Regions from separate parts of the Homo sapiens genome. Here region 2 is linked to region 1. A link is an interaction called in ENCODE POLR2A ChIA-PET data of the cell type or tissue named here. Cell type or tissue: PC-3. All regions are shown on one strand. Links, peaks and the distances in the headings refer to the core of each region. The heading gives the core; the rest is flanking DNA.

Region 1 (12,695 bases), core at 2,787-10,786:
GGAGAAAGAGAGCTGGGGGTGAGATGGGCGCAGTAGTCTGGAGCCAGATATCACAGGGCCCTGCGGGCACAAAAGGGATTTTCTGTTATCCTACAGCTGGTGGGAAGTTACTGGTTTTAGGCAAGTGGCATGATGAGATTTACATTTCTTTTTTCTTTTCTTGAGACAGGGTCTCACTCTGTCACCCAGGCTGGAGTGCAGTGGTGCAATCAAAACTCACTGCAGCCTCGAACTCCTGGGCTCTGCAACCTCCGCCTCCCAGGCTCAGGTTATCCTCCCACCTCAGCTTCCCAAGTAGCTGGGACTACAAGCATGCACCACCATGCCTGGCTAATTTTTTTTTTTTTTTTTTTTTTTTTTTTTTTTTTTTTTTACTTTTCATAGGGATGGGGTCTCACTATCTTGCCCAGGTTTGAACTCCTGGGCTCAAGCAATCCTCCTGCCTCGGCCTCCCAATCTGTTGGGATTACAGACATGAGCCACTGCACCTGGCAAAGATTTGCATTTCTATACATCAAGCTGGGCTGGACGTGGTAGCTCATGCCTGTCATTCCAGCATTTTTGGAGGCCAAGGCAGGAGGATTGCTCAAGCCCAGGAGTTCAAGACCAGCCTGGGCAACATAGTGAGGCCCCCATCCCTACAAAAAGTTAAAAAAAAAAAAATTAGCCAGTCATGGTGGCATGCACCTGTGGTCCCAGCTACTCAGGAGGCTGAGGCAGGAGGATCACTTGAGCCCAGGAGTTGGAGGCTGCAGTGAGCTAGGATCACACCACTGCACTCCAGCCTGGGCAACAGAGCAAGACCCTGTCTCAAAATAAATAAATACCAAAAACAACAATGCTATCAGGTTGGGCTGCATGGAAGTCACTGCTGACCTGGGTGAGAGTGTTTGGGTGGCGGGTGGGGGCCAGAGCCAGGCAGGAGCCGGCCAAGGAGTGAGCAGCAGGTGAGAAGTAGAAACACGTGTGCAGACAGCTCTTTGAAGAGTTTGGCCGTGACAGAGAGGTGAGAGATGGGGCAGCCAGAGGTGGGAGTGGGGTTCAAGAAGGGGTTTCTTTTATTTTGTTCATGGAATGCTTAAATGCCAACGAGAAGGGGCCAATAAAAGGAGGCGTGGCTGGAACCCTAAAGGTGGTTCGTGGGCTGAGACGTCTGAGCAGGTGGAGGGGAGGGAAGGGGAACCAAGCATGGGTGGGGTCACCCTTTGGCAGAAGTGGCCTCTCATCCACAGGGAGATGGCCATAGACTTGGACATTTGGAGACACAAGGGTAAGGACAGTCCCCTAGAGCTAGCCTGAGGCTGAGGACAAAAGGTCAGAAATTCTCAGACAGCGCTGGGCGCGGTGGCTCACACCTATAATCCCAGCACTTTGGGAGGCTGAGGAGGGCAGATCACTTAAGGTCAGGAACTCGAGACCAGCCTGGCCAACATGGTGAAACCCCATCTCTACTAAAAATGCAAAAAAAATTAGCTGGGCGTGGTGGCGCACGCTTGTAAATTACCCCTGCTACTCAGGAGGCTGAGGTGGGAGAATCGTCTCTTGAACCCGGGAGGCAGAGTTTGCAGTAAGCCAAGTTCGCACCATTGCACTCCAGCCTGGGTGACAGAGCGAGGCTCTGTCTCAAAAAAAAAAAAGTTCTCAGACAGTGAAGGGGGTATGGAGGATTGCTGTGCAAGAGCTCAAACAGAGGGAAGCCCAAAACCAGCTGGGGTCTGGGCCACAAGTCATCATGAGCCGGGCTCAGAGGACACGGTAGACCTGGAGCCAGGTCTCAGTCTGGAGTTGGAGTTAAGACGTAGGCCAGGTGTGGTGGCTCGCGCCTGTAATCCCAGCACTTTGGGAAGCTGAGGCGGGTGGATCACTTGAGGCCAGGAGTTTGAGACCAGTCTGGCCAACATGGTGAAGCCTGTCTCTACTAAAAATACAAAAATTAGCCAGGCAAGGTGGCTGGCACCTGTAATCCCAGCTGCTCGGGAGGCTGAGGCAGGAGAATTGCTTGAACCTGGGAGGTGGAGGTTGCAGTGAGCTGAGATGGCACCACTGCACTCCAGCCTGGGTGACAGAGCAAGACTTCATCTCAAAAAAAAAAAAAAAAGACTCAATCTGGGATCAGAGAGGGCTCTGCCCAGAGTCAGGAGCAGATGGTGAAGGCAAGGCCAGAGCCCCCCACCCCTGAGGTCCATCCTGAGCTCAGGGTCCAATCCCTGGTGGTCCTGAGGTTGAAGATAAGCTCCCTGAGCTGCTCACCCTTCGGGTGGCCGACCTGGCCCAGCTTCTGTCCAGGAACCTCCTCAGCCCCGATCCCAAGGGGAAATGCCAGCCCAGACCCCACTCTTCCTTTAGGCCAGGAGGGCCCCCCAAAACCCAGGCCCACCCTCCCCAGCAGCCGGGCCACGAGCCGAGTCCCGCCCTACCCAGTCCAGGGTGAGAATTCCGGCCACACGCCCCTGTGATGTGGTCACGTTGGAAAAATGTTAATCAAATATTCTCCTCCGTGTTTCTTTTCTTTCCCAGGCTGAATTCCTAGAAGACAGGAATTTATGGTGTGAGAGCTCCAGTCCCCGCAGACCCACTGCCAAGGTCAACAGCACGAGGCGGGCATCCCTGCCAAGTGGGGAGTGGAGTCGTGGCTTTAGGAGTTGGTTGCAAGGAAAAACCAAAGTACGTGCATTAAAAAAGAAAAAAAAAAAAAAGAAATCCCTTCTCTCCCTCAAGTTCCCAAACTGGGGCTTAAACAAGGTCTCCCAGCATGGCCCGGGCAGGCCTCTGGTCTGGGAACAGAGTCTCCCTTGGAGATAGGGCCTGCGACGCTGTCACGGGGGCGTCCCTCGGGTCCCTGGAGGGTCTGGAAGTTGCTCCTTCTCTCAGACCAAAGCTCAGCAGCTCAGCCTCACGGGGCGGCGGGTGGGGGGGGGCGGGGGCGGGGGCAGGATCTCCGTGGTGACCCCACCTCTCTGGCCAACCCAGGGCAGTTGACATGAACACAACACATATCATCCTGGGCCCTGTCACCAAGCCCCCTGAGGTGGGAGCCTGCTTCATCTCATCTCGCCTCTGCCATCTTGGTTCTGGGGTCTTGACTCTCCAGAGAGCAAGCTCCTCGCAGACTCGGGCACCAAGGTCTCTGGCAGCAGAGAGACTGGGGATGCTGCCTGTAGTAGCGGAGGGGAGGTGAGGAGGGGGCTGGAGACCACCCAGACTCAAACCCAGATGACCCGATGCTGGGAAGATAGCCTTGGCCCCAGCCCCGAGCCCCGCAGGTGTAACTGAGCATCCACGTGTCACCCATCTGCCTGACACGTGCTGAGTTCCACTGTGTCCCGGGCACCTGGAAAAAGGGGAAACCAAGGCAGAGGAGGCCTCACCGCCAAGTGGGGCATGGAGGAAAGACTGATGAAAAAATGGAGGTGACTGTCACATGAGAACCAGGGGGCTGGAGGGACTGTGGGTCCCCGGAGGAGAGAGCGGCCGCCCTGGGGCTGCAGGGGAGGACGCTGGTTTGAGAAAGCTTTCTGAAGGGAGTTGCACCCTGAGAGGGGCCAGAGTTCACCAGGCGGACACGCAGTGGGAGAGGGGGCTTGCTTGGAAGGAACATTCCAGCTGAGGCCAAAGCATGTGCAAAGGCCCAGAATGTTTATACCTTGGTAAGACTTTTCATATAAATAAGTTCTCAAATCCAAAAAACAAAACGGCCTCTGGCAAGCCACATGTCTGGGTTTCTTGCTTGGAAAAGGAAGCCCTGCCCTGCCCCAAGCCTGGGACCACGAGAAAGTGGGGCCTGACACTTCTCAGGTCCCTGCCCCCTTCCCTGGCAGCCACACAGACAGCACCACACCGTGCACCCCCCAAGAGAGTCCTCAAGCCCTGTTCTGTCTGTCCCCTCCTCACTGCCTCACACCAACAGCCTCCTCACCGTCACCTCACTCCTGCTGGGCGCCTCCTCAGGCCCAAGCACCAACTCCAGCCTGTTCTCTGCCCTGTACCAGGAGGCTGGGGAGTAGACAAGGGGCAGCCTCCTGGAGTCCAGGGTCCTTCCAGGGTCTCTACTCCCTGAATGCATGGGGTAGAGAGAGTCAGAACCTCCAGCTTCTGTTTTTTGTTGTTTTGTTTTGTTTTGTTTTCCCCAAGACAGGGTCTCACTCTGTTGTCCAGACTGGAGTGCAATGGCTCATTGCAATCTCCGCCTCCTGGGTTTAAGCGATTCTCCCGTCTCAGCCTCCCTAGTATCTGGGATTACAGTCTCCCGCCACCACGTCTGGTTAATTTTTGTATTTTTAGAAGAGACGGGGTTTCACCATGTTGGCCAGGCTGGTCTCAAACTCCTGGCCTCAAGTGATCCACCCGCCTCAGCTTCCCAAAGTGCTGGGATGACAGGCGTGAGCCACTGTACCCGGCCTGTTTTAGTGTTTAAATCTCTTTTTGGCCCTGGAGTACAGAGGTTTTATTTATCCAGTCCCTTTTATTCCCATCATTCCTAACCCACCACCCACACCCACAGGCAACCTTTCCAATGCATTCAAGGTGTGCCCTTTCATTCACGTGCGTTCTTGTAAAACAAGGATCACTCATGGCTACTAATGGGGACGGATCTTCCTTTTGGGGTAACTCACATGTCTCAGAACTAGATAGAGGTGAGTGTGCTAAATGCCACTGAATTGTACCCTTTACAAGTGGTTCATGGTTAACTTTATGTTATGTGAATTTTACCTCCATTTCTTAATATGTGTATCACTGTTTTGGAGGAGTTTTGATTTACCCAAGTGGAACTGGGCTATGGATTATATTTCTGTCTTACTCTTTCTTCTCAGAGTCTGGTGTTTTTTTTATTTGTTTTGTTTTTTTGAGACAAGGTCTTGCTCTGTCTCCCAGGTTTGGAGTGCAGTGTGTGATCCTAACTCACTGCATCCTTGAACTCCTGGGCTTAAGCGATCCTCCCGCCTCAGCCTCCTGACTAGCTGGGACTACAGGTGCATGCCACCACACCCGGCTAATCTTTTTAAAAAAATGTTTTTGTAGAGATAGGGTCTCAATATGTTGCCCAGGCTGGTCTTGAATTCCTGGTCTCAAGCGATCTTCGCACCTCAGCCTCCCAAGGCACTGGGAATACATAGCAAGACCTCATCTCTACAAAAATAAACAATTAGCCAGCTGTGGTGGCTCGTGCCTATAGTCCTAGCTACTTGGGAGGCTGAGGTGGGTGGATCGCTTGAGCCCAGGAGTTCAATGCTGCAGTGAGCTAGGTCACACCACTGTACTCCAGTCTGGGCCACAGATGGAGAACCTGTCTCTAAAAACAAAAACAAACAAAAAAGTAAGATTCTGAAGTTGCTAGAACAAATTGTGGGAGAAGATCTTTTGACACAGAAGTGAAGGACTCCTGAAACAAAACCTCAAAAAATGCATAAACCAGAAAGCTTCCCCCGCCAGCCTCCTGCCTCACCCAGAGGAAGTGGCGTTTCCTCCCGGACGCCGGCCTGGGCGCTGCCCACCTGGTGAGTCATGGGCCACTCTCTTCTGAGGCTGGCGGCCTGGCCCGCCCTTCCCGTCGGTACCCAGGAGGGAGCACAGCCTGCAATGGCCGCCTTATCTCACCCTCGCCCATGGCCCCGCAGACATGAGGTCAGGGCCGGGGATGTAATGAGGGTGGGAGGTGGGAGGCAGTGGAGGGTCAGGGAGAGGTCAGAGGTCGCTGGCAAAGCTGTTGCTGCACTTTGGAGGTGAGGGTGGGGGGCAAAGCAGACCCTTAAGGGACCTCAGCCAGGCCCCAGGGCTGGGGGTGGCAAGAGGTTCGTGTCATCACAGTGTGGCCGGGTCAGGGGAACAGGGACAGGTGCCCCAGGCCAGGGGAGAGAGGGCCCCAAACCCCAGCCCCTTCCAGAATCTTATCTCCAGGGGAGAGAGGGACCCAGATTAGGATTTTCTATCTAAGACAGTCCACACCCCTACCCCTTCCAGAATCTTATTTCCAGGGAAGGGAGGGCCCCAGATTAGAATCTCCGATCTGAGCCTGTCCTCACTCCCAACCCCTTCCAGAATCTTCTTTCCAGAGGAGAGAGGGCCCCAGATTATGATTTTCGATCTGAGACAGTCCACACCCCTACCCCTTCCAGAATCTTCTTTCCAGGGGAGAGAGGACCCCAGATTAGGATCTCCGATCTGAGACGGTACGCACCCTCTACCCCTTCTAGAATCTTCTCTTGTTTCTCCAATGGCCCTTTGAGGCCAATCCCCTTCTGGCCAAAACACACGGCCAGACAAGAAAGCCATTGAGAGAACAAGCAAGGGTGTGTCTGTGCCCACTGGGGTGTCCCCAGAGCTCTTTGGGCATCTGTGTCTTACCCCTTTCATCATCCAACAAAGGGTGACTCAACACCAGCACCAGCCCCGCGCCTTCGTCCCGGGAGGGCTGAGTCCTTCTGCGGCGTTGGGTCTGGGTCCCAGGGCTTGCCAGTTCTGCCGATGCCTGTCACCTGGGTGCAAGCCTGTGTGTGGGCCCACATGTGTGCCTGCAGATGTCTCTGCATGTGACATGTGCATGCCAAGTGTCCAGCTGTCTATCCCTTATGCTTAGTCTCTGAGTCTGGGCTGACTGTGCTGATGGCACTTTTTCCAAAGGTTCCTGGTAACTGGGACAAGTCAGTGTGTCCTCCAGCTTGTTGTCAGGGGTCCCTGGGCAGTGCTAGGCAGCAGCTTTTGGATGGGCAGTCAGTCGGTCAACATATGTTTATTTTGGGGTGTATATAGGCGGTCCTGGGGGCTTGCTGTCTCATCTGCCTCCATCCACCGGTCTGCAGGGACTGCAAATGAGGACATAGTTGTCCCCTCTGGCCGGTGTTGCTGTGTGTCTCTGTAGTTAAAGGTGTACCCTGGAGCCCTTCCCCTTCCCTGGGTGCCTGGTTTGTGGGGTTTCTGTCCTGGGTTAGCAGGGGGCAGGGGGACCTAATCCATGGTCAATACCTCCCTCCACCTCACTCCCCAGCAGAAAACCCAAATGTGCATGGAGAAAGAGCACTGGCTCAACTGTCCCCAAAGTATAGAGACAGATGATTAATAGATGCATACATACATGTGTATATGTATGTATACACACACATCCATCCATCCATATGCATACATACACACACATCCATACATGTACATACACAGATATGATATCACATAGAATAAAATACTCCAACTGACGTCTGAACTTTTAATTAATTTTAATTTTTTTTTTTTTAGTATTAGCATTATTATTTTTTGAGACAGGCTCTCACTCTTTCACCCAGGCTAGAGTGCAGTGGTGCGATCTCAGCTCACTGCAGCCTCCACTTCCCAGGTTCAAGCGATCCTCCCACCTCAGCCTCCCAAGTAGCTGGGACTGCAAGTGTGCTCCAGCATGTGTGGCTAATTTTTGTATTTTTTGTAGAGACAGGGTCTCATTAACTTACCCAGGCTGGTTTCAAACTCCAGGGCTCAAGCAATCTACCTGCCTCGGCCTCCCAAAGTGCTAGGATTACAGGTGTGAGCCACAGTGCCTGGCCTGAACTTTTAAATCAAGATTTTATTTATTTATAATTATTTTATTTCATTATTTTATTTTATTTTTGAGGCGGAGTCTCACTCTGTTGCCCAGGCTGGAGTGCAGTGACACAATCTCAGCTCTCTGCAAACTCCACCTCCTGGGTTCAAGTGATTCTCCTGCCTCAGTCTCCCAAGTAGCTCGGATTACAGGTGCCCGCCACCACACCCAGCTAATTTTTGTATTTTTAGTACAGACGGGGTTTCACCATGTTGGCCAGGCTGGTCTCAAACTCCTGACCTCAAGTGATTTGCCTGCCTCAGCCTCCCAAAATGTTGGAGGTTACAGGCGTGAGCCACCCCGCCTGACCTAAGATATTATTTATACAGAGACATGCACACAGCGTATGTGAACTTGCATCAGATCGAATGGGAATTTTCACAAACCACACACATTGCTGTTGACAGCACTCAGATCAACATGCCAGCCCCTCTGACCCCCATTTCCCTTATTCCCCTCCCAGCCCCCAATCTCCCCCTAAGAATAGCCATTGCTCTGACTTCAGCATAGATTCCTTTTGTCATTTTTTGATTTGATGTAAATAGAATCCTAGATTATCTACCCTTACGTTTCAGATTCATCAAAGCTGTTGCATGATTTACTTTATTTTATATTATTTTAGCCTGTGCATTCCCACGACTCTGCCCCTCTCCCGCCGAGTTCTCAGGAGCCCACCACTGGGAAGAAAATCCTAGGGGAGGCCAGGCATGGTGGCTCATGCCTGTAATCCTAGCACTTTGGGAGGCCGAGGTAGGAGGATTGCTTGAGGCCAGGAGTTCGACACCACCGTGGGCAACATAGCAAGACCCTGTCTCACCAAAAACTACAGAGAAGAGTAACCAGGCTTGGTGGCATGCGCCTGTAGTCCCAGCTACTCGGGAGGCTGAGGTGCGAGGATTGCTTGAGCCCAGGAGGTCGAGGCTGCAGTGAGCTGTGATTGCACCACTGCATCCCAGCCTGGGCAACAGAGCGAGACTCTGTCAAAAAAAAAAAAAAAGAGAGAGAGAGAAAGAGAAGGGAAGGGGAGGGGAGACAGAGAGAGAGAGAAAGAGAGAAAGAAAGAGAAGAGGGAAGGAAGGGAGGAAGAGAGGAAGGAAGGAAGGGAAAAATTCTAGGGGAAGACTTTGCAAGGAAACAAACATCTCTAGCTCTGTGAAGCTGTGATCCACCAAGACAGGATATGGCCTCTGGGGCTTCTGTTGAGCTCCCAGATCTATGCCTCGGGCAATGGGGAATGAGAGACCACAGGGATGGGTCTTAAGCTTCCCCAGACCTTCCTTCGTCCTTCCAGGAATGCGCCAAGCAAAAGCAAGCTAAGAGCAGGTGCTGGGAGCAAACAGCTGCCTTGCAGGCAGGACGAGGAGCCTCTTAAGTCTGCAGCCCTATTGGAAAGGCTGGAAGGAGAGAGCTCCCATGGATGGAGAAGCAGCCTCAGATCCCCAAACTGTCTGCACCTCCCTCTAAGACAGGATGGTGTCCGTGGGACAATCGACCCATGTGCTCTCTTCCCAAGCCCTGGGTCTGTACCATGCCTAGGGACACAGATGTGGGCCACATTCCGCTGTCCAGACAACTTTCTTCTTCTCCTCTAAGGCCCAGATTGAGTGACACCTCCCCTGTGATGCCAGGTTGACCCTCTGTCCCCATCTCCCCTAGACCCCTGCAGCTCCTTCTCCAGGACCGCTGGTGCCCGCGCCCAGTTCCGTTTCTTACGTAAGAGGTGATGCCCCCAGGGTCATTCCAGGGTGCAAATCTGTCTATGTCACCCTCTGTGGAAACCTCCCATGGCTCCCAGTGACCTCCACTAACGCACTCCTACTCCTCCGTTCTGCAGGATCTGGGCCCCCTGGCCTGGTTTCTTTCCACTCTGCCCTCCCAAGCTCCCACTCCAAGCCTCGCCTGCTATTTCTTGTCTTTGTACTTTTTGGATTGGGGCCAGCTGATTGCAGTGCTCCCTGCCCGCCTTTAAACTAGCAAAGTTCTCTTTGTCTTCAAAGACTCGGCTGAAAAATGCCTTTCCTCCAGGAAACCTTCCTTGATGGCCCAGGCAGGGCTGGTGCCTCATCTGACCTCTCATACTCCCCACGCATGGGCCCACAGGGTCTGGGCTGGCACAGGGCCCTGGATGTGTCCCTCCATGGAGAGATGTCAGGGAGCCCTGGCCAGATGGCCCAAATGATGAATGTCTCCCAGGGATGTGCCAGCCTTTCCTCCACACTGGGCCAGCAGGTGTCAAGGCAGTGGTGATGCTTTGGGACCAAAGCCAACCTTGGATAGCTCCTCTGATTTGAGCTTCCTCTGAGCCCTCAACTGCCCCCCTACCAGGATCCCACAGCCTCCTAATAGAGCTCCCCACCTGCCTCAGCTCATTCTCCACTTGGCAAGCAGAGAGCACCTGCTCACATGCAGATCTGTGATGCTCCCTGCCTCAAACTCTCCATGGCTCCCCAGTGCCTCAGGACAAAGTCTTGGTCTGGTTCCCAGTGTCTGCTGCCCCATCCCCAGCCCTCACTCTATCAGAGAAAATAGGGCAGGTCCCCAAACTGTCACCCCCTTGAGCCCTTGTCCCCCACATTGCCTCCACCTGGAGAACTCATTCTACCCAGCCACTGGCCACCAGCACTCTATAAACCATTCCTGTTCTCTCTGACTGCTCCACATCGGTCCCCCTGCAGTACCTCTTGCCACCCGTCCTGGGCCATGAGACACTTTGGGGCACTGCTTTTCACTTGTCTATCACCCACTCCAGGCTGTGGACTCAGGGCCGAGGCTCTACTTGGCTCATCTCCATGCCTGGGCCTGGCACACAGTAAGTGTTGAATGAATAAGTGAACGCGCCTATTTTATAGACAAGGCACATGAGTCCCAATACAGCAGCGACAGTGACTCTGGGCCACAGTGGAGTGCAGGCACGGGGCTTCTACGAGACATCCTCTGAGGGTGTGAGCTGGTTTCTGGGCCCCCTGAGATGTGGGACCATGATCCGCCCACTCCCACCTCACTCCAGGTCAGGCCCCAGCAGGGAACAGCAGATTCGACCACCCCTCTAGGACCAGGAGGAAGGTGACCCCTGGAGCCATCTTTGGGGACCTTTGAGAACACTTCTAGGGCCTGGATCACCCAGGGCACCTGTTCTGCAGAGCCAGGAGCTTCTGGACAGGCCCCAGGCTAACCTCAGGGCCCCTCTCTGCCTCCAGGCAGGGCAAAGGTGGGCAGCGCCAGGAGGGTGCGGTAGGAGCCAGAGGCGTTGGGGAGAGGCCAGCCTGATTTATGAGGCAAGCAGGGATGGGATCACTTGGCAAGGTGGGCATGCACGACAGACCCTCAGAGATAAGAGCCCAGAGGTATGCAAGCGATGTAAACAGCTGGGAGCGGGCACCCCAGCTCTCCCGTACCAGCCAGAGACACCCAGACCGGGGAAGGGCAAAGCAGCCATCTCAGATGGAAGAAGGCCCCATGGCCTCCCAGGACCGGGCCTCACTCCTGCTCCAGCCAGCCCGGACCCCTTGTTCCACGTCATCATTTCAACCGTGCCTAACTCTGCATCCTCTCTCAAGGCAAACCTAGTCTCAGAATTTTTCCTGGGTCCTTCAGGGCCCAACAACACTGCACCAGAGCAGGCCACCCCACCTCTCACTGACACCACCGCTTCCATCTTCCAGACCTGATTGTGTCACTTTGCTGCTGGGTCCCTGCTGCCTTCAGGATGACACCCAAGCCCCTTAGCCTGGACGTGAGCCCCTCATGACCAGACCCTGCCAGCCTCTCCTCCTTTGCAGTTCATCATGGCCCTCCTTAAGCTCAGCCATCCTGACCTCCTGCACTTTCCTGAGTGTGCCCAGCATTTCTTGCCACCTCTGGGCCTTTGCAGACGTGATGCCTTGGCTCTAATAGCCTTCTCTGCTCTGATCTGCTGGTGAACTCCTATGCAACCTTCAAAACCCATCTCATAGGTGCCCTCCTCCAGAGTCATTCCTGCCTCTCTAAGGTAAGGTAGGGGCTGCCTTCAGCTCCTGCGGCACCCTCATCCCAATCCAGTCCTCTCAGTCATAGTACTCAGCATTCTTGCAAGCCTGCTACTCTCTTGATGGGGGCTCTCCAGGGCGAAGTCCTCAGGAATGCCCTCTGCAGGTCCCTGACCTCCACCTTGCGCTGTTGAGGACTCAGAATCTCCAAGTTCATGGCTGGGCGTGGTAGCTCATGCCTGTAATCCCAGCACTTCGGAAAGCAGAGACAGGAGGATCACTTGAGCCCAGGAGTTCAAGACTAGCCTGGGCAACAAAGTAAGACCCCATGTCTACAAAAAAAGTTTAAAAAATTAGCCAGGTGTGGTGGTGTGTGTCTGTGGTCCCAGCTACATGAGAGGCTGAGGTGGGCGGATCACTTGAGCCCCGGAGGTCGAGGCTGCAATGAGCTATGATTGCACCACTGCACTCCAGCCTGGGCGACACAGCAGAACCCTGTCTTAAAAAAAAAAAGAATCTCCAAGTTCAAAGCTAAAGGCTCCCACCTTTTGTGAAGAGGCCCTGCACCAAGAGGAAAAAGATCCAGCATCCAACATAGTCCTCCGCTCCACACACACACTCTCTGCAGTCCCCGCTAACTCAGCCCTGGGCCAACAGACAAAAGTACCCTGGCTATGACCCTTCCTCCTGCCTCAAGTCAGGCGGATTGCTTGAGGTCATGGTCACGGCGGCCATGTGAGGGGAATGACCGGGCCCACTGACAGAGGAGGAAACTGAGTCTGGAGGTGGGGAGACATATCTACCCACGCCTACAGCAAACAGTGGGAGAGCAAGCTGTTTGACTCCCTAAAGCAGCCCTTTGTCGAGAGTAGGTTGAGGACATACCCACTCCGGGGACACACCAGCTGGTGCCTGGGCAGGACAATTGGCAAAGCATGCTCAGTCAGGGGACTGGCAGTTGCATGCAAGGACCTGGAATGCACCGCTGCCTGCCCAGGGCTAAGGACACACATCGGCAGGGTCATACCAGTTGTCCCCGTGGAGCAGGGAGATGGATGTACAAGCTGAGCGCCCTGGCAGGAGACAGAACCAGGGCATGGGCTGTGTCATAGGCCGGGTGGCCACAGACAGCCTGTGTGGACGGGAACACAGCTGCGGGCCCACGA
Region 2 (12,695 bases), core at 1,648-9,647, 200 kb before region 1:
CATGTTGGCCAGGCTGGTCTTGAACTCCTGGCCTCAGGGGATCTTCCCACCCTTCCCAAAGTGCTGAGATTACAGGCATGAGCCACTGCTCCCGGGTGGTTTCCTATTGAGTTGTTTGTCCTTTTCTCATTGATTTGCATAATTTCTTTTTTTTTTTTTTATTTTAGATTCAGGGAGTACATATGCAGGTTTGTTACATGGATATATTGTGTGATGCTGAGGTTTGGGCTTTGAACCCACAATTCAAACAGTGAAAGTAGTGATTTTTCAACCCTTGCTCTGTCTCTCCAACCCCAACCCCAGTAGTCCCTACTGTCTGTCATCCTTGTGTTTATGTCCACATGTACCCAATGTTTAACTCCCTCTTGTAAGTGAGAACATGTGGTATTCTGAGAATCTGGTATTCTCAGATTAACAGTCTTAACTTTCTGCTGAAGTGCCTGTTGTACCCCTTACCTAATATTTGTTTTTCTGTTTCTGTGTTAATTCACTTAGGATAATGGCCTCCAGCTGCATCCATGTTGCTGCAAAGGACATGGTTTCATTCTTTTTCATGGCTGTGTAGTATTCCTTGGTGTATATGAACCACATTTTCTTTATCCAGTCCACCATTGATGGGCACCTAGATTGATTCCATGTCTTTGCTACTGTGACTAGTGCTGTAATAAACATGCAAATGCATGTGTCTTCTTTTGCTTTTTTGAGATGTGTTCTTGCTCTGTTGCCCAGGCTGGAGTATAATGGCGAGATCTCGGCTCACTGCAGCCTCTGCCTTTCAGGTTCAAGTGATTCTCCTGCCTCAGCTTCCCAAGTAGCTGGGATTACAGGCGCATGTTACCATGCCCAGCTGATTTTTTGTATTTTTAGTAGAGATGGGGTTTCACCGTGTTGGCCAGGCTGGTCTCGAACTCCTGACCTCAAGTGATCTGCCCACCTCGGCCTCCCAAACTGTTGGGATTACAGGTGTGAGCCACAGTGCCCGGCCACATGTGTCTCTTTGGTAAAACAATTTATATACCTTTGGGTATATACCCAGTAATGGGCTTGCTGGGTAGAATGGTAGCTGTATTTTCAGTTCTTTGAGAAATGTCCACATTGCTTTTCACAGTAGCTGGACTAATTTACACTCCCACCAACACTGTATGAGTGTTCCCTTTTCTCCCCAACCTTGCCAAAATCTGTTATTTTTTGACTTTTTAGTAATAGCTCCCTGACTGGTTTGAGACAGTATCTTACTTTGGTTTTGATTTGCATTTCTCTGATGATGAGTGATGTTGAGCAATTTGTAGAATTTCTTTGTATATTCTGAGTACTAATCATTTGTTGATTATAACGGTTACACATATTTTCTCCCAGATGATAGCTTATCTTTGGCCATTTAGTTCTATGATTTTTTTTTTTTTGCCATGAAGTTTCCTTTTTGAGACATAAAATATATTTGATAAAGTCCTTAAAATGTACAATTTTATTTTATTTTATTTTATTTTATTTTATTTTATTTTATTTTATTTTTTCCGAGACGGAGTCTCATTCTGTCACCTAGGCTGGACTGCAGTGGTGCAATCACAGCTCACTGCAACCTTCACCTCCCAGGTTCAAATGATTCTCCTGCCTCAGCCTCCCAGGTAGCTGGGACTACAGGCATGCGCCACCATGCCCGTAAAATACACAAATCTTAAAGGTACAGCTTGATAAAATTTTTTTTTATTTAATTTAATTTTATTATTATTATTATTATTATTTTTATTGATTATTCTTGGGTGTTTCTCGCAGAGGGGGATTTGGCAGGGTCACAGGACAATAGTGGAGGGAAGGTCAGCAGATAAACAAGTGAACAAAGGTCTCTGGTTTTCCTAGGCAGAGGACCCTGCGGCCTTCCGCAGTGTTTGTGTCCCTGGGTACTTGAGATTAGGGAGTGGTGATGACTCTTAACGAGCATGCTGCCTTCAAGCATCTGTTTAACAAAGCACATCTTGCACCGCCCTTAATCCATTCAACTCTGAGTGGATACAGCACATGTTTCAGAGAGCACAGGGTTGGGGGTAAGGTCACAGATCAACAAGATCCCAAGGCAGAAGAATTTTTCTTAGTACATAACAAAATGAAAAGTCTCCCATGTCTACCTCTTTCTACACGGACACAGCAACCATCCGATTTCTCAATCTTTTCCCCACCTTTCCCCCCTTTCTATTCTACAAAACCGCCATTGTCATCATGGCCCGTTCTCAATGAGCTGTTGGGTACACCTCCCAGACGGGGTGGTGGCCGGGCAGAGGGGCTCCTCACTTCCCAGTAGGCGCGGCCGGGCAGAGGCGCCCCTCACCTGCCGGACGGGGCGGCTGGCCGGGCGGGGGGCTGACCCCCCCCACCTCCCTCCCGGACGAGGTGGCTGCCGGGCAGAGACGCTCCTCACTTCCCAGATGGGGTGGCTGCTGGGCGGAGGGGCTCCTCACTTCTCAGACGGGGCGGCTGCCGGGCGGAGGGGCTCCTCACTTCTCAGACGGGGCGGTTGCCAGGCAGAGGGTCTCCTCACTTTTCAGACGGGGCGTCCGGGCAGAGACGCTCCTCACATCCCGGACGGGGCGGCGGGGCAGAGGTGCTCCCCACATCTCAGACGATAGGCGGCCGGGCAGAGACGCTCCTCACTTCCCAGATGTGATGGCGGCCGGGAAGAGGCGCTCCTCACTTCCTAGATGGGATGGCGGCCGGGCAGAGACGCTCCTCACTTTCCAGACTGGGCAGCCAGGCAGAGGGGCTCCTCACATCCCAGACGATGGGCGGCCAGGCGGAGATGCTCCTCACTTCCCAGACGGGGTGGCGGCCGGGCAGAGGCTGCAATCTCGGCACTTTGGGAGGCCAAGGCAGGCTGCTGGGAGGTGGAGGTTGTAGCGAGCCGAGATCACGCCACTGCACTCCAGCCTGGGCACCATTGAGCACTGAGTGAACGAGACTCCGTCTGCAATCCCGGCACCTCGGGAGGCCGAGGCTGGCGGATCACTCGCGGTTAGGAGCTGGAGACCAGCCCGGCCAACACAGCGAATCCCCGTCTCCACCAAAAAAATACGAAAACCAGTCAGGCGTGGCGGCGCGCGCCTGCAATCGCAGGCACTCGGCAAGCTGAGGCAGGAGAATCAGGCAGGGAGGTTGCAGTGAGCCGAGATGGCAGCAGTACCGTCCAGCTTCGGCTCGGCATCAGAGGGAGACCGTGGAAAGAGAGGGAGAGGGAGACCGTGGGGAGAGGGAGAGGGAGAGGGAGAGGGAGCAGCTTGATAAAATTTTTACATTTGTGAATACGCATGTAACCAGCACTCAAATCAAGACCTAGAACATTTCTATAACCAAAAAAAAATCCCAAAACCCAAAGTGCTGGGATTACAGGTGTGAGCCACCGTGCCTGGCTGAGTTTTTTATATATTCTGATTACTATACATTTGTTGGCATTTTAGCTTATTTGAAAACTTTAAAAATTATATGTATGGTCTTGCAATTTTTTTTTTTTTTTTTGAGATGGAGTTTTGCTCTTGTTGCTAGGCTGGAGTGCAATGGCACTATCCAGGCTTACTGCAACCTCCACCTCCCGGGTTCAAGTGATTCTCCTGCCTCAGCCTCACAGGCATCCACGACCATGCCCAGCTAATTTCTGTATTTTTTAAATAGAGATGGGGTTCACCATGTTGACCAGGCTGGTCTCGAACTCCCGAACTCAGGTGATCCACCTTCCTTGGCCTCCCAAAGCGCTAGGATTACAGGTGTGAGCCACCATGCCCAGCTGAGTTCTTTATATACTCTGATTACTAGACATTTGTTGGCTATATGGGTTGCATTTAGCTTATTTTAAAACTTTAAAAATTATATGTATTGTCATGCAAGTTTTTTTTTTTTTTTAATGGAGTCTCACTCGGTCACCCAGGCTGGAGTGCAGTGGCACGATCTTGGCTCACTGCAACCTCCACCTGCCAGGTTCAAGCAACTCTCCTGCCTCAGCCTCCCGAGTAGCTGGGACTATAGGCGCGCACCACCACACCCAGCTAATTTTTTGTATTTTTAGTAGAGACGGGGTTTCACCGTGTTGGCCAGGCTGGTCTCAAACTCCTGACCCCGTGATCTGCCCACCTCGGCCTCCCAAAATGCTGGGATTACAGGAGTGAGCCACCGCGCCCAGCGTCATGCAAGTTTTTAATATGTCTATCTCCATCAATTTTTTCTTTTTCATGTATCTTTTGTGTCTTACTTAAGAAATATTTCTCTAAATCCAAGAAATGGAGGTATTCTCCTATAGTTTCTTCTAAGTGTTTTACAGTTATTTTCTTCACATTTAGATGTTTAACGACAAAAGATTCTTTGCTTGTCCAAACTTCAGTCAGGTTTCTGAGTCTTCTCCTAAGCCCATCCACGTACTTTCTTGTAAAACTCAGTTTTGGCAAGAGCCCTGCTGGGTCAGTTCAGCAAGAACGCTCCATCCTCAATATCTGATCATCCTTAGTATCTGATCAATTCCTCACCCTCCATGATACCTCACGTGATGTCTGATTACCCTGGCCTGTCTTCAGCAGCAATCCTGCTAGGTTGGTTTAGCTAGAATTCCCTTCATGCCTGATGTTTTCTCTTAGTAATTTTCCATCCACCTACTCCCACTCTGCTCCTGGGCTATAAATTCCCACTTGCCCATGCTGTATTCGGAGTTGAGCCCAATCTCTCTTCCCCACTGCAAGACCCTGGTGCAGTGGTTCCTATACCTATTGCGATGGTCCTGAAGAAAGTCTTCCTTGACATGCTTTAACATGTGTTATTGAATAACATTTTAACAGTTATGGTGCTGCAACTCAGATAGGACCAGATTCATCCCTGGACGTAGCTTCTCCCTAGGACATTAAGTGAGTGCCTTTGAAGTCTTTGTCTTCCTTCCTGACTGACTCATCAGGAAGTCAGACTCCCGAACCATTGCTCCAAATATCCGTTGAAGCAGGTAAGGACAGACTTTGATTCCTTTGTTGTTGTTGTTTTTTCTTGGTTTGAGACAGGGTCTCACTCTATCACCCAGGCTGGAGTGCGGTGGTGCAATCATAGCTCACTGCAGCCTCAAACTCCAGGGCTCAAGCAATCCTCCCACCTCAGCCTCCTGAGTAGCTGGGACTACAGGCACACCACCGTGCCTGGCTAATTTTTTATTTTTTGTTTTTTGTAGAGATGGGGTCTCACTATGTTATCCAGGCTGATCTTGAACTCTTTGGCTCACGTGATCCTCCCACCTTGACCTCCCAAAGTGCTGGGATTATAGGCATGAGCCGCTATGCCTGGCACAGACTTTTTTTTTTTGAGATGGAGTCTTGCTCTGTCACCCAGGCTGGAGTGCGGTGGTGTGATCTCGGCTCACTGCAACCTCTGCCTCCCAGGTTCAAGTGATTCTCCTGCCTCAGCCTCCCGAGTAGCTGGGACTGCAGGCATGCACCGCCCCGCCCGGCTAATTTTTGTATTTTAAGTAGAGACGGGGTTTCACCATGTTGGCCAGGCTGGTCTCGAACTCCTGACCTTGTGATCCACCCGCCTCGGCCTCCCAAAGTGCTGGAATTACAGGCATGAGCCACCGCTGGCACAGACTTTGATTCTTAAAGTATGGGTATATTTGCTGAAGCTGGGTTAGAGTCCCAGGTTTCTTTTGAAAGGTACTTTCTGGGCTGGAAGTCCTTCTTCCTGGCCCTCTGTGAGGCCTCCCTATTCTCTCTGTTCTCTCTATTGGATCCTGCTTCTCCCACGGGAAACTTTTCTGTCACCTGAAAGCTCTCTTCTCGAACTCCTGCTGACTCTATCCTCTGCCAACTGTGTACCCCACTGCCAGGCCCTTTTCCTCTCCACTCCAGCCCCTCAGTCTCTTGTACCTTAGACCCCCTACCCTTCACTGGGGGCTCTTAAGGAACTCAGCACCTCATTCCGCAAGCAAGCACCTGAAGCTGAAAATAAAATAACAACAACAAAAATAGAACTGTTTGAAAACTGAGACTGGGTGTGGTGGCTCATGCCTGTAATCCCAGCACTTTGGGAGGCTGAGGCAGGAGACTTCTTTGAGCTGAGGAGTTTTAGATGAGTCTGGGCAACATAGCAAGACCCCATGTCTATAACAAACTTAAAATATAGCCAGGTTTGAAGGCACACACCTGTGGTTCCAGCTACTTGGGAGGCTGAGGTTGGAAGATTACTTGAGTCTGGGAGGTCGAGGCTGCAGTGAGCTGTGACTGCACCACTGCACTCCGGCCGGCCTCAGTAACAGACTGAGACCTTGTCTCAAAAATAAAAAATAAAAAAAGCAAAACAAAGAAAAAGAAAACTGGACAAATGAAAAAATCTTAAAAGTTGCCTTCACAGATATTGGTAAAAATTTTTAGTCCTTACTGGGTTGGTAACCTTAATTTGTCCCATTTGTATCAGAAACATAATTGGATGTGAAGATAAACCAGTGAATTTATATTATCCTGGTTTACTGCCTCATGATTCAAATTTTTAAGATGAAAAGCTATAAGATCTGTTTACATCTGTCTGTATGTTTATGTATGTGTATATGTATGTATGTATGCATGTTTGTTTGTTATGTATACATGATATTTTTCTAACTTCAATGCTAATACAAAACGAAAATAGCAAATTGTCTTAGGGATAAATGCGCACTCAAACAAATTAAGTATTCATAAAATTATCAGAAAAATAAAAAACTGAACAATTTTTTTCAAGTTCACATGATCCAGGATAGTCTTTAGTAAATAAAAGTTAGTTTTAAAATTGTTGGTAAAATGAAAATAGGACTGTCTTCAGAACTGTTATCATTAAATACAGACATACAGTTTTTCCTGAGTATGCTGGTAAGATACGTTTGTGTTGTATTTGCTAGATGTTTAAGGTCATAAAGCTATAAATCTAACCTAAGAACAGAATGTACAAGAAAAATGAATTGCTTAATTGCTTTGTGCATGTCAGGACATAAAAGTTAAAAAAAAAAAAGAACCTTGTTTAACTTTTTAGTTTCATTGCTTTTGTGATGTTTTTGATACTTACCTGATTTATTAATAGGAAAAATACTTTAAAATAGTGCCTACCTTTGTTTAATGTTTCATGACATTTTTCATGAGCAATTAAACCGTAATTGCTGCGAATAAATAAATTAGGAGAATGTAGTAGAATAAAAATTTGTAAATGAACTTTTAAAAAATAATTATGCTTTAAAAGATGTCTACTTGAAAATAGTTTCAAAAATCTTTTTGTGACAACTTGCAACCTTAAAGTTGTGTTAAGTAAAATTGAGTAATTGATATTCATTAAAAATTTAGACTCAACTGTGGAAAAGAAATCTTGTCATGTGTGGTCAAAGCTGGCTAAGATTGGCTAGATTTATTTGTGAAGTTTTATTAAAAATTAGTTCTACTAGTACATTGATGCAAAAGTAGAATTTGGTCGTCTTTCTAAAAATTATGAAGTTTCCTTGAACTATTGGTCTGAGAATGTGAAGGGTTTTTTTTTTCCTTTAAGTAATTGGCCTAGAAAATAAAAATTTTATGTCTTATCAAGGGAATTTCTTGTTCTTGATGTTGTCTTTTATCACGTCTTTGGTTACTTAAGAAAACTAAATCTTCTCAATATCAAAAAACCTAAGTTTTTCTTCACAACTATGTAATCTGCTATATTTGCCTTTAAAATATTTTATTGTCACCAACATGGTGAAACCCTGTTTCTACTAAAAATACAAAAATTAGTCTGGCGTGATGGTGCGTGCCTGCAATCCCAGCTACTTGGGAGGCTGAGGCAGCAGAATTGAACCCAGGAGGCGGAGGTTACAGTGAGCTGAGATTGCACCACTGTACTCTAGCCTGGGCAACAAGAATGAAACTCTGTCTCAAAAAAAAAAAGTTATCAACACTTTGATTAGATAACCGAGATTATGTTTAATTAAGTGCTTTAACCCTTTTGACATTTTTTATAAACTTCCCAAAATCATATTCTAAATTAAGTCTTTTTAACTTCAAGTTAATTTTGGTATTTTCCAGTTGAGCCCCAGGATATCTCAAAAGGTATGTCTCTCACCTAGTAAAAGAAAGATATTAAAATAATTACACTTATTTCATATGTTAAATTATATAGGAAGCATTGTGAAATGAGAAATAATGTTTAACCTTGTTTGAGTTAAATTTGTATGGACATGTTATTAATATATGCTCCAGAAACTATAGGAAATTCCTAGAAATGTAGTATGTTATCAGTCATAATTTTGATTATTATGTTAAAAGGTTGTATGCCACAGAAATCAAATTTTCTTAATTGTATCACTATTATAATGAACTCTCATCAGATCTTTAACCATGCCATTTTACATCTTTATCATCCATAGACAGTTATTTTACTTAAATTATTCTGTAAAAGCATTTGCAAGACTTAGCTCCAGTTCAAAGTTGCTTCTTTGTCAAGGAAATTAATAAAAAGACTGTGTCAATTACCCTGGAATACAGGTTTCTGATAACTTTAAGATAATACCATTGGACTTGGTTAGACATTCCAGAACTCTAGTGAAAATGATGGGCTCATGAAACTGTGATCTCACGATCAAGCAGAACAAATATTAACTACGTGGATTGTAGTATCATATGGCTTCATGTATTAACTACATGAATATAAACTGATGAACATAATTTTCACGTTAAAAAAAGTTATTTTTGCCGGGTGCCAGTGGCTCGGCTCACATCTGTAATCCCAGCATTTTGGGAGGCTGAGGCGGACGGATCACCAGAGGTCAGAAGTTCGAGACCAGCCTGGCCAACATGGTGAAACCCCGTCCCTACTAAAAATACAAAAAAAAAATTAGCCAGGCGTGGTGGTGGGCACCTGTAATCCCAGCTACTTGGGAAGCTGAGGCAGTAGAATCACTTGAACCCGGGAGGCAGAGGTTGCAGTGAGCCAAGATCGCCCCATTGCACTCCAGCCTGGACGACAAAAGCAAGACTCCGTCTCAAAAAAAGAAAATTATTTTTATTTTCTTTATTTTTCTTTCTAACACTTCTCCCTCACCACCCATGAGTTTTTATTTGAAACATTGCTGGTTTTTTTGAATGTTTTATTTTCCAGATTTTCTTTTTTTGTTGAGACGCAGTCTTGTTCTGTTGCCAGGCTGGAGTGCAGTGGTGCAATCTCGGCTCACTGCAACCTCTGCGTCCCGGGTTCAAGCGATTCTCCTGCCTCAGCCTCTCAAGTAGCTGGGACTAGACAAGCTCCACTGCGCACAGCCAATTTTTGTATTTTTAGTAGAGACAAGGTTTCACCATGTTGGCCAGGATGGTCTTGATCTTTTGACCTTGTGATCTACGTGCCTTGGCTTCCCAAAGTGCTGGGATTACAGGCGTGAGCCACTGTGTCCGGCCTATTTTCCACATTTAAAAAAGTTTTTTTTTTTTTTTGCCTGGGTGCATTGGCTCATGCCTGTAATCCCAGCACTTTGGGAGGCCGAGGCGGGTGGATCACCTGAAGTCAGGAGTTTGAAACGAGCCTGGCCAACATGGTGAGACCCCATCTCTAGTAAAAATACAAAATTATCTGGATGTGGTGGTGTGCACCTGTAATCCCAGCTACTTGGGAGGCTGAGGCATGAGAATTGCTTGAACCCGGGAGGCAGAGGTTGCAGTCAGCTGAGATCGCACCATTGCACTCCAGCCTGGGCAACAAGAATGAAACTGTGTCTCAAAAAAAAAATAAAATAAAAAATAAATAAATAATTAAAAAGATGTGTTTCCCCCCCCCTTTTAAACTATCTATAGCTTACAGCAACTTGGCAAACTTTATTAGACAAAAATGGAAACATTTACTTTTTCTCCCTACCTAATTCCTCCAGAATTCAGAAGCTATTCATGAGTTTTTTTTTTTTCTTATCTACCTACAATCTGAACTAGCTCTTGAATTCTGTTTATTTTCTCCATCATCTGGCCACAACTCTTCAAACTAATATTTCCAATTTTCTCCCACCCTTCTGTTTTGGAATCACTGAAATTAAAACTGCTCTTTTCCTGAAGTCCTGCAAGCTGAAGCTGACAACTTGACATAAACTTCAGAGAAGCTGCCACAACAGTTTATGTATGGCCAGCCTTCATGATAGCCAAACAGCAAACCAGGGAAATCTGTCATTTTCCACTGCTTGCTGAAGATGGTTCAGGCCCAGCATCTAGAAATCTTCTGGAGCGGCTGCCCTTTGGATTTAGAAACTGAGTTTACAGTTTGTTCCCACTATTAACCTTGTTTTTCTTTTATTTTCATAGAAACTGAACTTCCCTTATTAAAAACCTGCTGACTTACACTTACACTATCTAGGAGAGCTCCACTAACAAGTCCCAACAGATGATTTTGCTGGTCCTTAATGAACCAGCTAAGATTGGCTAGATTTATTTATGAAATTTGATTAAAAATTAGTTCTGGTAGGCCGGGCGCAGTGGCTCACGCCTGTAATCCCAGTACTTTGGGAGGCAGAGGCGGGCAGATCACCTGAGGTCAGGAGTTTGAGATCAGCCTAGGCAACACTATGAAACCCCGTCTCTACTAAAAAAGTACAAAATTAGCCGGGCGTGGTGGCACATGCCTGTAATCCCAGATACTCAGGAGGCTGAGGCAGGAGAATCACTTGAACCTGGGAGGCGGAGGATGTGGAGGATGCGGTGAGCTGAGATCATGCCATTGCACTCCAGCCTGGGCAACAAGAGTAAATCTCTGTCTCACCAAAAAAAAAAAAAAAAATTAGTTCTGGTAGTACATTGATGCAAAAGTAGAATTTGATCTTCTTTGTAAAAATGACAAATTTTTCTTGAACTATTTGAGAATGTGAAGTGTTTTTTTTTCCTTTTAAGTAATTGGCCTAGAAAATAAAGATTTTGTATTTTATCAAGATAATTTATTGTACTTGATGACTGAACCAAAAACCGGACTTATATTGTTCAAAGGGAAGAAGAATGTCTCTTTCCTTTGAACAAGAAGGGGGACTGACAAAGATTCTTTGCTTGGCCAAACTTTAGTAAGATTTCTGAATCATCTGCACACTTCCCTGTAAAATCTAGTTTAAGCAAAAACCCTGCTAAGTCCGTTTAGTGAAAATCCTCATCCTTGACATCTGATCATCGTCAGTATCTGATCAGGTTCCTCGGCCTCCACCATGCCCCAGGTGATATTGGATCACCCTGGCTTGTCTTCAGCAAGAACCTGGTTAAGTCAATTTAGCCAGAATCCTCCTAACCCCTGATGCTTCCTCTTAGCAATTTTCCATCTGCTGACCCCCACCCAATCTACTTCTTAAGTATAAATTCCCACTTGCCCATGCTGTGTTCAGAGTTGAGCCCAATTTCTCTTCCCCGGTGCAAGACCCCATTGCAGTACCCCATTAAGTGTTCCTAATAGTGATTGCAATAATCCTAAATAGGCCAAGCATGGTGGCTCACGCCTGTAATCCCAGCACTTTGGGAGGCCAAGGCGGGTGGATCATCTGAGGTTAGGAGTTTGAGACCAGCCCAGCCAACATGGTGAAACCCTGTCTCTACTAAAAATAAAAAAATCAGCCAGGCATGGTGGTACGTGCCTGTAATCCCAGCTACTTGGGAGGCTGAGGCATAAGAATTGCTTGAACCCAGGAGGTGGAGGTTGCAGTGATCCAAGATCATGCCATTGCACTCCAACCTGGGCCACAGAGCAAGACCTTGTCTCAAAAAACAAACAGACAAACACAAAAAACAAACCAAAAAACACAACCAAAAACAATAGTCCTAAATAAAGTCTTCCTTACTGTGCTTTAACAAGTATCATTGAGGCCGGGTGTGGTGGCTCACGCCTATAATCCCAGTACTTTGGGAGGCAGAGGCAGGTGAACCACGAGGTCAGGAGTTTGAGACCAGCCTGACCAACATGGTGAAATCCTGCCTCTACAAAATTCTGTAAAAAAATTTTACAAAATGTTTTTGTAAAAATACAAAAAAAATTAGCCTGGGCATGGCGGAGTGTGCCTGTAATCCCAGCTACTCAGGAGGCTGAGGCAGGAGAATTGCTTGAACCTGGGAGGCGGAGGTTGCAGTGAGTCGAGATTGTGCCATTGTATTTCAGCCTGGACGACAAGAGCAAAACTCCGTCAAACAAACAAACAAACAAAACCCACAACAACAAAAAAACTCAAATATTATTGAATATTTTTCCTTAACATTAGTTTATTTCATACATATATACATTCATATAGATATGTGTTCATATATAACTATATAAAATCTATCCTATAGCCAGTCTGTCCAACACCCACACTTTTTTCCTTGGCTTAAGTTAGACATTGTCAGTTTTGGTTGCTTTCCATCAAAATAATCATATCTAGTACCTCTGCTATCTTCTATATGGAGGCCTTGGTCTGATTGGACAGACGTGGCCATGCCTTTGGGAGACGCTTCTGAAGGAGGCAGGCCTTGCCCCAGGAAGCCTCAGCCAGAAGGGGAAAAATAAGAAGTCATTGCTGCCGGGTGCAGTGGCTCATGCCTGTAATCCCAGCACTTTGGGAGGCCAAGGCGGGTGGATCACCTGAGGTCAGGAGTTCGAGACCAGCCTGGCCAACATGGTGAAGCCCCGTCTCTACTGAAAATACAAACATTAGCCAGGTGTGGTGGTGCATGCCTGTAGTCCCAGCTATTCGGGAGGCTGAAGCAGGAGAA

Evidence for each region. Peaks named below come from ENCODE experiments on the same cell type or tissue, not always from the same donor. Only the 100,000 strongest peaks of a DNase experiment are listed, where the experiment ranks them.
Region 2: POLR2A ChIA-PET joins it to region 1 with 16 read pairs; 2 of 35 experiments call an interaction of 5 or more read pairs at or near these places.

Annotation. Positions count from the first base shown.
Region 1 is chr7:73,997,385-74,010,079 of GRCh38, forward strand. No RefSeq gene overlaps it. Among named protein-coding and RNA genes, the nearest start is that of ELN, 24 kb to the right of the region's middle. RefSeq lists enhancers at 2,868-3,368, 5,359-6,558. In PC-3, for the core only: no CTCF peak of the experiment used is centred there; a DNase peak (open chromatin) is centred at 5,477; H3K27ac peaks cover 803 bases.
Region 2 is chr7:73,794,864-73,807,558 of GRCh38, forward strand. No RefSeq gene overlaps it. Among named protein-coding and RNA genes, the nearest start is that of CLDN4, 30 kb to the right of the region's middle. RefSeq lists an enhancer at 4,519-5,159. In PC-3, for the core only: no CTCF peak of the experiment used is centred there; a DNase peak (open chromatin) is centred at 4,908.